Linked DNA regions of Homo sapiens: all the other regions are linked to region 1. Evidence: chromatin contacts called from ENCODE Hi-C or POLR2A ChIA-PET data. All regions are on one chromosome and are shown on one strand. Each heading gives the region's core, a stretch centred on a gene start or an enhancer-like site at or near the end of the contact. The rest is flanking DNA. Distances are from core to core; before and after follow the strand shown.

Evidence for each region. Hi-C counts contacts between places; a loop is a spot of excess contacts on that map. ChIA-PET counts read pairs that join two places held with the same protein, here RNA polymerase II (POLR2A). Pooled maps may share reads with other maps.
Region 2: a map of naive thymus-derived CD4-positive, alpha-beta T cell shows a loop between it and region 1 (11-fold over the local background). The contact joins the enhancer-like site here to the promoter of FBXO28 in region 1. A Hi-C loop is called at or near these places in 1 of 168 maps with a recorded cell type or tissue (naive thymus-derived CD4-positive, alpha-beta T cell) and 7 of 50 pooled maps. POLR2A ChIA-PET finds 5 or more read pairs at or near these places in 2 of 52 experiments (BJ and activated CD4-positive, alpha-beta T cell).
Region 3: a map of K562 shows a loop between it and region 1 (4-fold over the local background). The contact joins the enhancer-like site here to the promoter of FBXO28 in region 1. A Hi-C loop is called at or near these places in 1 of 168 maps with a recorded cell type or tissue (K562), 4 of 37 single-sample maps with no recorded cell type and 16 of 50 pooled maps. POLR2A ChIA-PET finds 5 or more read pairs at or near these places in 2 of 52 experiments (Caco-2 and activated CD4-positive, alpha-beta T cell).

What each region holds. Positions count from the first base shown.
Region 1 is chr1:224,112,587-224,116,167 of GRCh38, forward strand. It overlaps FBXO28 (F-box protein 28), which reads left to right and starts at 1,525. Exons shown (of 5, transcript NM_015176.4): 1 at 1,525-1,810. The coding sequence starts at 1,544. It overlaps LOC105373056 (a long non-coding RNA gene), which reads right to left and starts at 1,454. Exons shown (of 3, transcript XR_007066897.1): 1 at 1,349-1,454. RefSeq lists enhancers at 1,168-1,297, 1,318-1,377, 1,518-1,587.
Region 2 is chr1:224,621,869-224,625,449 of GRCh38, forward strand. The region is part of intron 1 of CNIH3 (cornichon family AMPA receptor auxiliary protein 3); the gene reads left to right. Among named protein-coding and RNA genes, the nearest start is that of CNIH3, 7.3 kb to the left of the region's middle. RefSeq lists a silencer at 994-1,157. Within about 2 kb of position 1,708, at least 5 of the 41 ENCODE cell types and tissues checked have a DNase peak (open chromatin) inside an H3K27ac peak, as active enhancers do.
Region 3 is chr1:224,496,663-224,500,243 of GRCh38, forward strand. It overlaps a transcript of CNIH3 not described here. Among named protein-coding and RNA genes, the nearest start is that of WDR26, 64 kb to the left of the region's middle. RefSeq lists enhancers at 1,143-1,672, 1,398-1,597, 1,673-2,204, 3,580-3,581. Within about 2 kb of position 1,654, at least 30 of the 41 ENCODE cell types and tissues checked have a DNase peak (open chromatin) inside an H3K27ac peak, as active enhancers do.

The DNA.
Region 1 (3,581 bases), core at 275-2,774:
ATATACTGTCCATTTTTAAATTTTGCCAGTTGTCACAATAACGTTCTTCATAGTTATTTCTTCCTTAATCCAGGATCCCATCCAGGATCACCCATAGATTTAGTTGCCCTGTCTCTTTAGTATCCTTTAATCTGCCACAAACCCTTAGTCTTTGTCTTTTGTAACGTTAACACTTTTGAATAATTTATGGGCCCGTCATCTAGCGATGTCTACCTCAAACGCAACTCGTGCTTTTTTTGCATGAATACTACATTATGCTGCGTCCTTTTCAGGGTATTATATTAATAGGCATATGATATTGGCTCCTCCTATAACTGTGGCGTTAGTCTTGATCATTTGGTTATGATGGTGTCCACCAAATTTCTCTATTGTAAACTTTTTTTTTTTTTCTCGCTCTGTTGCCCAGGCTGGAGTGCAGTGGCAGGCTGACGGTTCGCTGCAGCCTCGAACTCGTGTGGCTCAAGCAATCCTCCCATCTCAGCCTCACGAGTAGCTAGGACCATAGGACCTAGCCACCACATTTGGCTAATTTTTTGTATTTTTTGTAGAGATGGGGTTTCTCCACGTTGCCCAGGCTGGTCTCCAACTTCTGGGCTAAAGTGATTCTCCCGCTTCAGCCTTCCAAAGTGCTGGATTACAGGCGTGAGTCAACACGCCCAGCCTTGTAAACTATTTCTTTTCATCTTTGTAAATAATACATAATTTATGGGGAGTTATTTTGAGACTATGGAAATATCATGTTCCTCATCACGTTTACCTCCTAGTTTTAGTACCTTTTGATGATTCTTGCCTAAATCAGTTATTAGAATACAATTCATATATGATAAAATTCATTAAAGTATATAGTAATTCAGTGGTTTTTGTATATTCATACGGTTGTGTAACCATCACCGCTAATTCCAGAGCATTTTTATCACCCCGAAAATGAAACCCTTCACCCATTAGCACTCATTTCCCCATTTCCCCCAGCCTCTGGCGACCACTAATCTACTTTTTATCTCTATGGATTTGCCTATTTAAGACATCCTATATAAATGCAATCATACAATATGTGGTCCTTTGTGTCTAACTTATTTCACTTAATATGTTCTCACGGTTCATTCATGTTGTAGTTCTTATTGATATTTCATACCTTTTTATTTGCCTAAATCAATCATTTCTATGATTCCTAAAAAATGGTGCTAGTCTAACTACATTATTTCCATCTACACTTACTAGGCAACATCTTTATCATCCATTGTCAGGAAGCCCTTTAAGAAAACTGCACAGTGAAGTTCATTTTAATAAATAGGGTTTCCTTGCTCTCAAGTAGTTACTAATCTTAGACAAAAGGGTCTAGGATGACCACCTTTCTTGAGGTTTACATGATCTTCCCTGACTTCCACTTGAAAGGCACCCTGTGAGTCTCTCTCCGCCTGTTATCCCACAGGCTCCTCCCCACTCCTCCAGGTACCCCTTCCCCGGCGGCTGCAGGAGGAGGAAGTGACGCACCGGAAGTGTCCCTGTTCCCCTTGCTGTGGGGGTAAGGAATCAAGCCCCCAAGATGGCGGCAGCGGCGGAGGAGCGGATGGCAGAGGAAGGAGGCGGCGGCCAAGGCGACGGCGGTTCCTCTTTGGCCTCCGGCTCTACCCAGCGACAGCCTCCACCGCCCGCGCCACAGCACCCGCAGCCGGGGTCCCAGGCGCTCCCAGCCCCCGCGCTGGCTCCGGACCAGCTGCCTCAAAACAACACGCTTGTGGCGCTGCCCATCGTAGCCATCGAGAACATCCTCAGCTTTATGTCCTACGACGAAATTAGCCAGCTCCGCCTGGTGAGGCCCCCGCAGAACTCCTGCCTCCCTCTCCCCCCGGCCGAGGTCTGGGAGATGAGAAGGGAGCGCGTTCCCCGGGAAGGGAGCCCCCCGCGAGCCCCAGCCGGCTACAGATCTGGGAGGGAGCCGCTCCCGTCCCGAACTCTCCCTTGGCGTCAGTCAGCAGGAGTGGGCTGGTTCCCGATTGCGTCCTAGCTGCGGAGCTGGGGTTACTTCCTGAGGGGACTTCGCCTTGGGGGCTCCTTGCCCCCCGCCCGGAAGCGGGCCCTCTACGGGAGGGGTAGCGGAGTTGGTCTTCCCACCTTCCGCCTGGCCCGAGAGTAGACCCGGAGAGGTCATGTCGCCTGCCTTTTGTATGCCGCTTCCAGCCCCCGGCCTGGGTTTGGGGAGAAAACTCAGAAGTAGGCAGATGATCCCAGCCAGGTTTGGTTTATCTTGCAAGAATAACGAATTGTTCCCCACCCCAACCACCCAAGTTTTCTTGTTCGAGAAGATTGAGTAGACTAAGGTGGCTCAGTGACCCCAAACCCAGGTAGAGGTTCCGAAGAATTCGAACGTGTTTACTTAGCGTTAGCCCCAGCGCCCTAATTGACCACTAAAGTAGAGCCTTGGGAAATGACCATTCCTGCTTTGCCTCATCCTAACGCTTCCCACCGTAGAGAAGCAACTTACCCCTTGACGGGTTTTTTCTCTTTTGCAATTTATTTTTAACTAGTGATTTACGCCCACCCACCTGCTTTAGGAGAGGTTTCTTTATACCTTAAAATCACAATAGGTCAGTCCATGATTTTTAAAAATAATGAATTTGCCATTGGGGTTTTACTTCACTCCAGAGGTTTGAAGATGTGGTGATTGTTAGTTCAGTTAGATATTTTGCTGCCTTTCAATGAAATTATCTTTAAGTGGTAAAGAAATTGAAGGAGGTGGACATTTTGAAGTGATTGCAAACCGATTCCATGGAGAAGCTAAATCTGTGCTGGGAATTGTTTTTAAGAGGACAAAGATATTTCTGAATGTGCTGTGTATAACATCTTCTTATTACTCAATATGCTATATTGTAGGCATACACCTCCACTTTCAAGTGGATTATAATTACATTTTTAAAGGAAATCATAACATTTTTAAAAGAGAACTTATAAATATTAATTCAAACTGATGGCCAATTTTTTTTCTAGTCAACACAGCAGTTCAACCATGCCAGTCTGCAGGATGGAAAATTTCTTCAGCTGAAAATAGATATTTCACAATTGATTGCCTCTGAATTTCCAAAACGTTTTCATTCTAGAATTTCATGTAGAATCTTAAATATTCCTTCAGATTTTTACAAACAGTGGCGTTTAATCAAAATTCGCGCTGTACATATACAGTGTTTGGAAAATTGGGCATATAACATTTGATTGAATTGAACCATTCAACCAGACAATGGCTTTGTAAATCTTGGAATATTCACAGTTCTGTTTTGTAAGTGTTGAGAAAAACTGAGTTTTATTTGTTTGTTGATCATTTTACTATTTTAAAAAAATGTAGTGGGGAGGGGGGAACCAGCCTGTCCTAACTAGAGTTAAAACACATCCCACAACTTATGAATAAATGACATCTCTGTCAGGTGAGATATTCAGCTGCATTCTTAATTTTTAAGCAGTTTTCTGGCCTTTTAAGGTTATAAATTTATAATTTCAAACTCAGATTTTTCATAAGGAGTCCCTTCAGTACAACTGCCCACCCCCAGGAAAAGATTCTGCCCCGTTTTACATGTGCAAATATGATTTTT
Region 2 (3,581 bases), core at 458-2,957, 510 kb after region 1:
GGAAGGATCTGGTGGGAGGTAATTGAATCGTGGGGGATGGGGTTTTTTTTGTGCTGTTCTCATGATAGTGAATAAGTCTCATGAGATCTGATGGTTTTATAAAGGGCAGTTCTCCTGCACATGCTCTCTTGCTTGCCGCCATGTAAGACATGCCTTTGCTCCTCCTTCACCTTCTGCCATGATCATGAGGCCTCCTCACAGCCATGCTGAACTGTGAGTCCATTAAACTTCTTTTCTTTGTAAATTACCCAGTCTCAGGTATGTCTTTATTAGCAGTGGGAGAACAGACTAACAGTAACTCGTTTCTGATTTGGCTTCTGGCTGCTTCTTAAGGACTACTTTCTGGGTAGTTTGGACAATGTGCATTTTCCCCCATGCCTTGGCACTTTGAAACTTTGGAAGCTAATTATTGCAAAGAAGACTGGCCATTGCCATGGGGTATAGGGCCCTTCTTGATGATAGTGGAGCTGGTTCTCTTTCAGAGGAGCAGATTGGGGAGAAGCACTGGCTATCCCTGGAGAGAACACCTTCTGGAAAATGTAATGTCTGGATTGATGCATGGCACCTTATCATTGTTTGCGTTGCTTGCCGCTTTATCCTTGTTTGCATTGCAATAACTCTCCCTGAAAAAGAAAGCTTACGTCATCATTGTATTTCCACTGCAGTCATGTTAGAGAGGAGAGGAGAGAAGTGTGCAGAATTCACAGGTCACCTAAAACAATCAGGAACCAGCCCCAATCCCAACTGTTTGGTGAGGTTTCAAGGCCTCACTGGGGTTGGATGTTAGAGACACTAAAGTAACTTGTCTTTGACTTTTGAGTTACTGAACAAACATTAAAGGCAGTGAATGTTGTGAGGCTCTTGCCAGGCAATTGGAGCTCTTGCCTATACTGGCCCTGAAGCTGTGCCCAGGCCCTTGCCTCACTCTAGCCCCTCTGGCTACCTGGTGCTTTTCCCTTCTGTATATCCACATGGCTCTGCGCTTTGCCCTCTGGACTTGTTTTCTGCTGTGGACCTCTCTCCCAGTAAGTCTGCAAACAGGTTCCTCTGGGGCCTTATTCTTCAGTAGCTGTGCTATCTGGATGGTGCCTTTGCCACCATCATCTGACTCACTCCTATGGGCCCCTCCACTGGGCACCACTGAGGACTTGGCTCCTGGTCACTGTCCTGTCCTTGCTGTCCTGCAAGGTGCTGGGTGCTGTTGGTTATCTGACCTCCCCTCTAGTGACCACTTCCATCTTTGTGGTCCCTGAGCCCCCTGACCTGCCCTGGACCTGCCTCTGCAGTGAGCTCCCTGTTCTCTACTCCCGCACTCTGCTGCCCCAGGGGCTCTTGGCCCTCCTTTGACTGTGGCTTTTCCTTCTTCTCTCAATGCATCGCTCCTCTAGGATTTACTTCCTCCTCTGTGTCATTACCCCTCATCATCCACCACTTAGCTCCTGCTGCTGCTCTCCACTGCTGCGTCCTCTGTTTCCTGTCGCTCCTGTAGTGGATGCCTCAGTCTCCCAGGAGTCTACTCTCTTCCCTCTCTTCTCTCACCCCAGGTACCCGGGAGCTGCTGGGTCCCAGGCGGATGCACGGTTTGACCTTAGCTGGCCTCAGTATTGCCTTCTAACTCATCAGCTGGATGTGAGTCAGTTCCTTCAGCTTCCACAACACTGTTGTAGATTGTTGTCATTTTCTCAGAGCCCCCTGAAGCTCCCAAAACTGTCCCCCACCCCTGACTGCCTCTGAGCAGATGACTTTAATTCCAGCTCCTGGAGAAGATAGAGATGATCAGACAGGGATGCCTCAGGATCCTGCCCCTCCCCAGAATTCTGATTAATGATTTATTTTTCCTTCTCAGACTCAGAAGCAGCAGAGTCTGTCCCTCATCTGAGGCCACTTCCTCCCCTCCTAGTTATCTGTGGACATTGCTCCATCACTTTTCCCCACCTGTCTGTGTCTTCAGCCACTGCCCTTCGCAGGTCCACCCGTCCCCACCCCCTGGCAGATTCAAAGGCTGTGGTGCCTCTGAGCTGCAGACAAGCCTTTGGTCCCCAGGCCCTCTAAATGCTGCTCAACCTCTCTTCCCTTGCAGAGTGGTTTTGTCTCACCACATCCTGCCTGCCGTCACCTCTTTGGATTCTGACATCAGACACTCAGAAACCACGGAGACTAATAAAACAAAGCCCTCTGCATCCACCACTCAGAATTGGCAAGTGTCAGCATTTTGCTATTTGTGTATCTTATCTCTTTTCCAAAGACACTTGTTTCCTTTCTGGCCACCTGACTTGTGCCCCCGCCCCTTCTCAGCTCAGCACTTGATGAGGACATCAGTGGTCTGTGGCAATCTCTGGGCACCATTTAGTGCTTATCTTGGCCTCTCCGTGGCTTTGAGACTGCTGTCCGTGTCTTCTTTGCAACTGCTTTCAAATGTTGTTTTTCTGGGGCCCTGTTTCTCCTCCATCTCCCCTGTGGGTTCTTCTTTCTGTACCTTCCTCTCCATGTTGGTAGTTTCCTGGCCTCCCAGACCTGTCCCCCGACACTGACCTGTGTGTCCATGGGGCCACCTGCCCCATGCCCCACAGTTGGATCCCAGCCGAGCTTGTCTTCATGCCCTCCTCACTCCTCACAGCCCCAGTGGGTTTAGTCTTCACCCAGAGACCCTCTCTACCCCATCTGCTCCTTCTGTAGTCACCAGCCATGTCTGTCCCCTCCCTTCCATGCTTCCCATCCCTGCCTTGGTTCAGGCCCCCATTTGCTGTTTCTCAGAGCATCGTGGTCCCTTCCAAGCTGGCCTCCTTGGTTATCATCTCCCCTGGACTAAACCACCCCACTCATGGCTACCAAGAGTGATCTAATACCTGAAAGGATCCTTCCATGTTATTCCCAGACTAAAGCTTTTTCTGGTTTCTCTCGCTTTCAAAGTTTAGAGGGCTGGGAGGACCAGGTCCCGGTTAACTGTTTAGCCACATTTTGCATTTTCTGTGTTCCAGATATCCTCACCTTCTTGCAATTCCCAAATGGGCTGTTCTGTCTCCCTGGAATGCTGTTCCCCACTTCATTCTTCACCCGACTGGCTCTGCTGCAGCCTTTGTCCTCTAGGAAGCCGCATTCTCCCTGGCGATCTGAGTCCACTTGTCCTCTGAACCTGTCCCCAGGTCTGAGTCCCACTGTTGTATTTGTCTCTGTGCTTGGACTATAAGCTTCTGGAGGGCAGAAACTGTTGCCCTCACTTGTGGCCTCAGTGTCCAGCATGGGGCAGTATGGTGGGAACTCAGTGATTGCCAATAAATAAGGATCTGGATAATTTATTACAGCCAGCTTAAGCTTGATAGACTCCTCCTCAATGAATACTTTCCCAGACTTACCTGGTTATGACAATCATCTGGATGCTTACTAAAAATGCACATTTTTGTCCGGGCGTGGTGGCTCACGCCTGTAATCCCAGCACTTTGGGAGGCCTAGGCGGGCGGATCATGAGGTCAGGAGATGGAGATCATCCTGGCTAACATGGTGAAACCCCATCTCTCCTAAAAATAAAATAAAAAAAAAATTAGCCAGGCGTGGTGGTGGGCGCCTATAGTCCCAGCTACTCG
Region 3 (3,581 bases), core at 404-2,903, 380 kb after region 1:
CCTTCCCTCAAAGAGCACTCCATGCAGTTGTGGAAACAGACTCAGTGTGACGGGTACAATACTACAGGTGGCATAGGATATCATGGTGGGAATACTGCAAATCCTTATTGAAAACAGGCATATTATAAATACCTTGTAATGAATGCAATACCATAGCTGATACTCATTTCTTTTAGACTTACCTATGTTTTCAGATATATAAAAACTCTAGGAATTCCCAAGGTAATTGAAAACATATGTCCACACAAAAACTTGTACAATAATGTTCATAGCAGCGTTATTCACAATAGCTGAAAGGGGGAAGCAACTCAAGTGTTCTTTGATGGATGAATGGATAAACAAAATGTGGTATATCCATACAATGGAATATTATGCAGCCATAAAAAGGAATGAAGTACTATTATATGCTACAACATGGATGACTCTTGAAAACATGCAGTGAAAGAAGCCAGTCACAAAAAAACTACATTTTATGATTCCATTAATATGAAATGTTCAAATAGGCAAATCTATAGAGACAGAAAGTAGAGGAGTGGTTGTCAGGGAGAGAGGCATAGGGAGGAATTGGGAGTGACTGCTAATAGGTACAAGATTTCTTCCTGGGGTGATGAAAATGTTCTAGAATTAGCTAGTGGTGATGTTTGCACAACATAGTGAATATACTAAAAACCACTGAACTGTATACTTTAACAAATGATAGATTTTATGTTTACTTTAAAAAATGATAGATTTTATGTTATGTGAATGATATGTTGATTTTTAAAGTCTAGGAATTAATCAATTATACTGTGATGGAATATGATATTTTAAGTCAGAAATTTACTTGTGGCATCATCTTCACTGTTCATCTGTAGAATCAGGAGAAGTGATGTTTCCTAGGTTGCTGTGAAGATTAGATAAGATAATGCATATGACAGACTTAGCTGCAAGAATATGGGTTGGGAACCCTTTGTTGTTATAGATGCATTTCTAAAGCAACTTTTTTTATGTGTTGCTGTTTGTTGGAGCCCTCCAGGAGGATCTTGGCACTGAGAGAAATCCCTAAACTAGAGTCATGGCTGAAGAGTGCTGAACACTTCCTGCACTGCTGGCTGTATGGTGGTCAGATGCTCCTGACTATGACCCTGCAGTGAAGCCCGGATCTGGGCAAAACTGAGAAGTAGTTGACACTTGCATCTCTTTCCTGACTGTCTTTTCTGGCCTGGTAGTCTTTTGGGTTATAATTCAGCATCTCTTCCATCTGCATGTCTCAAGTGATTAGTATTTTCCAAAGTGAGCTCATCACATTAATCATATTAGGGTATGAGCAGCCCTTTTAAGCTGTATTTGTATCTTACAGGAAGACCAGAAAAGCTCAGAAGGAGGAAGAATCTTCAGGCACTGTGCAAAGGGAGGGCAGGGAGAGGGGGAAGTTATTCTGCAGCAGCAGTGCCTTCCTGGGCATCCTGAAACCACCCTGATTCAGGGCCCATCTGGCCTCCTCATCTCAAGGCCAGTCTTGCTTGGCCTGTGCTCACTGCTGCCACTGCAATGCCATCTGGAAGAGAAAATCAGGACAATGGCTTCAGTTTCTTGCTCTCTTAGGATTAGGCTAACATGGAGGCCCCAGCAGCCCCAGCAAAAGCAGCAGTGATGGTGGTGGCGGTAGGGGTGTCATTAGCAACACTAATGAATCACTGCTGGGCCCGGTTCTCTTCTCTGACTCAGCTTGAAACTTCTTTCAGTTAACAGGAAGCCAGTAACCAGTAAAGTCAAAAGCTTATATGCAACTCTCTGGATTGGAAACCACTGGGGTGTTTTTTAAGCTTCTATTTCTAAAATAAGAAGGGAAACCAATGGACAGAAGCTTCCCTGTCTTCTTTGATGCAGATAAACTATGTTGGTAGAGGGTGATTGTGAGCTGGGGCCCTTGTTTCTTATGAAACTAAAAAATTCTACATGAGTTTACAAAAACAGGAAGCTGGCAGTGAAAGCTATTGGAATTATGTAAATGAAACAGTCAGTTTGGAATGCAGGTGGGAGTGTGCCTGTGGGAAAGAATGGAGAATGCATCAGAACACGGGCAGCCAGGTTACCATGCGCTGCTTCAGCACAGGGGAAGATGCGGGGGGCAAGGAACCTTCACTGCCCTGGCGTCATCAGCCCAGTGCTGCAACAGTGCAGCAGAAAGGGCAGCGGGGAAAGGCGACAGGAAGAGGAATCAAGACACTTACATTGCTCTAGGAGAGATTCGCATTTTTTTGTGGATCTGAGGATGGGAGCTCTGGGAGCTCTGGAGCCTCTTCCTGTCCGCAGGCACTGCAAAGCTTTAGCACACCAGTAGCTCCCCAGAGGGCTGGGAACCCATGCCAGGACTGGCACCCGCTCCGGGAAGGGGTGCTGGGAGTGCCATGATTTAGATCAGTGATTCACAAACTTTTGGTAGTGAAGACACTCCGTTAAAGCTTATTGTTTTGGGGTTGTATCCTACTCCCCGCCTTTTAAAAATGTTAGTTAAAAATTTAAATTAAAATGGACTTTGTTTTAAAATTAAAAATTTCCTGTTGTTTGAAGCTTCTATGACAACTGGGTAGCCTTCTGAGGTATTGTAATACAGTATTAGGATTTGGACTCTCTGCTGTATACACTAAGCTCTTAAGGGTGAAGGGCAGGCCATTGGTTCTGATAAGAAGAGAGGTTGCCATAGGTATCTCTGCTTTCTTACTCTTCCCCACTCCAGGCCATGTGGACATCTGGAGATATTTGATAAAATGTCCTTTACCAGCCGAGACTCATGACTAATCAATCGTTGTTTTTGTTGGTTTGCTTCTAATCCCTCTCCCTTCCAGTCTATCTTTCATCCTGCCATCAATTTCCTAAAACAGATTTGATGTGCCACCTCCCTCCTCAACAGTTTTCAATGGGATTTCCTACTGCCTGCATAAAGTCTAATGCCTTAGAATGGGGCAAGGAAAGCCTTTCATGATTTAACCCTCTAATACCTTTCTAGTTTCAATTTTTTATAACTCTCTATTTCGGGTCATTTTTTGAACATCAAGAAACTGAAAAGCATAGCTCAACTGCCTTATACAATACACGCCGTTATTTGCTTCTGGGACAAAAGAAGTCTAGAGTCAGCTGACTGGGCACTGTGGCTCACACCTGTAATCCCAGCACTTTGGGAGGCTGAGGCAGGAGGATCGCTTGAGGCCAGGAGTTCAAGACCAGCCTGGGCAACATAGCGACATCCTATCTCTACCAAAAAAAAAAAAAGAAAAAAGAAAAGAAAAAGAAATCTAGTGTCAGAGTGGGGCTTTGGGTAAGGCTCAACAATTCCCCAAGGATCTAATTCCTTTCTTTCTTTTTTCTTTTTTCTTTTTGAGACAGGATCTTACTGTGTCTCCTAGGCTGAAGTGTAGTGGCACAATCATGGCTCACTGTAGCCTTGACCTCCTGGGCTCAAGTGATCCTCCCACCTCAGCCTCCTTAGTAGCTGGGACTACAGGCCTGCACCATCAAGCCTGACTAATTAAAACAATTTTTTTTTTTTATAGAGATAGTGTCTCCTTATGTTGCTCAGACTGGTCTCTTGAACTCCTGGT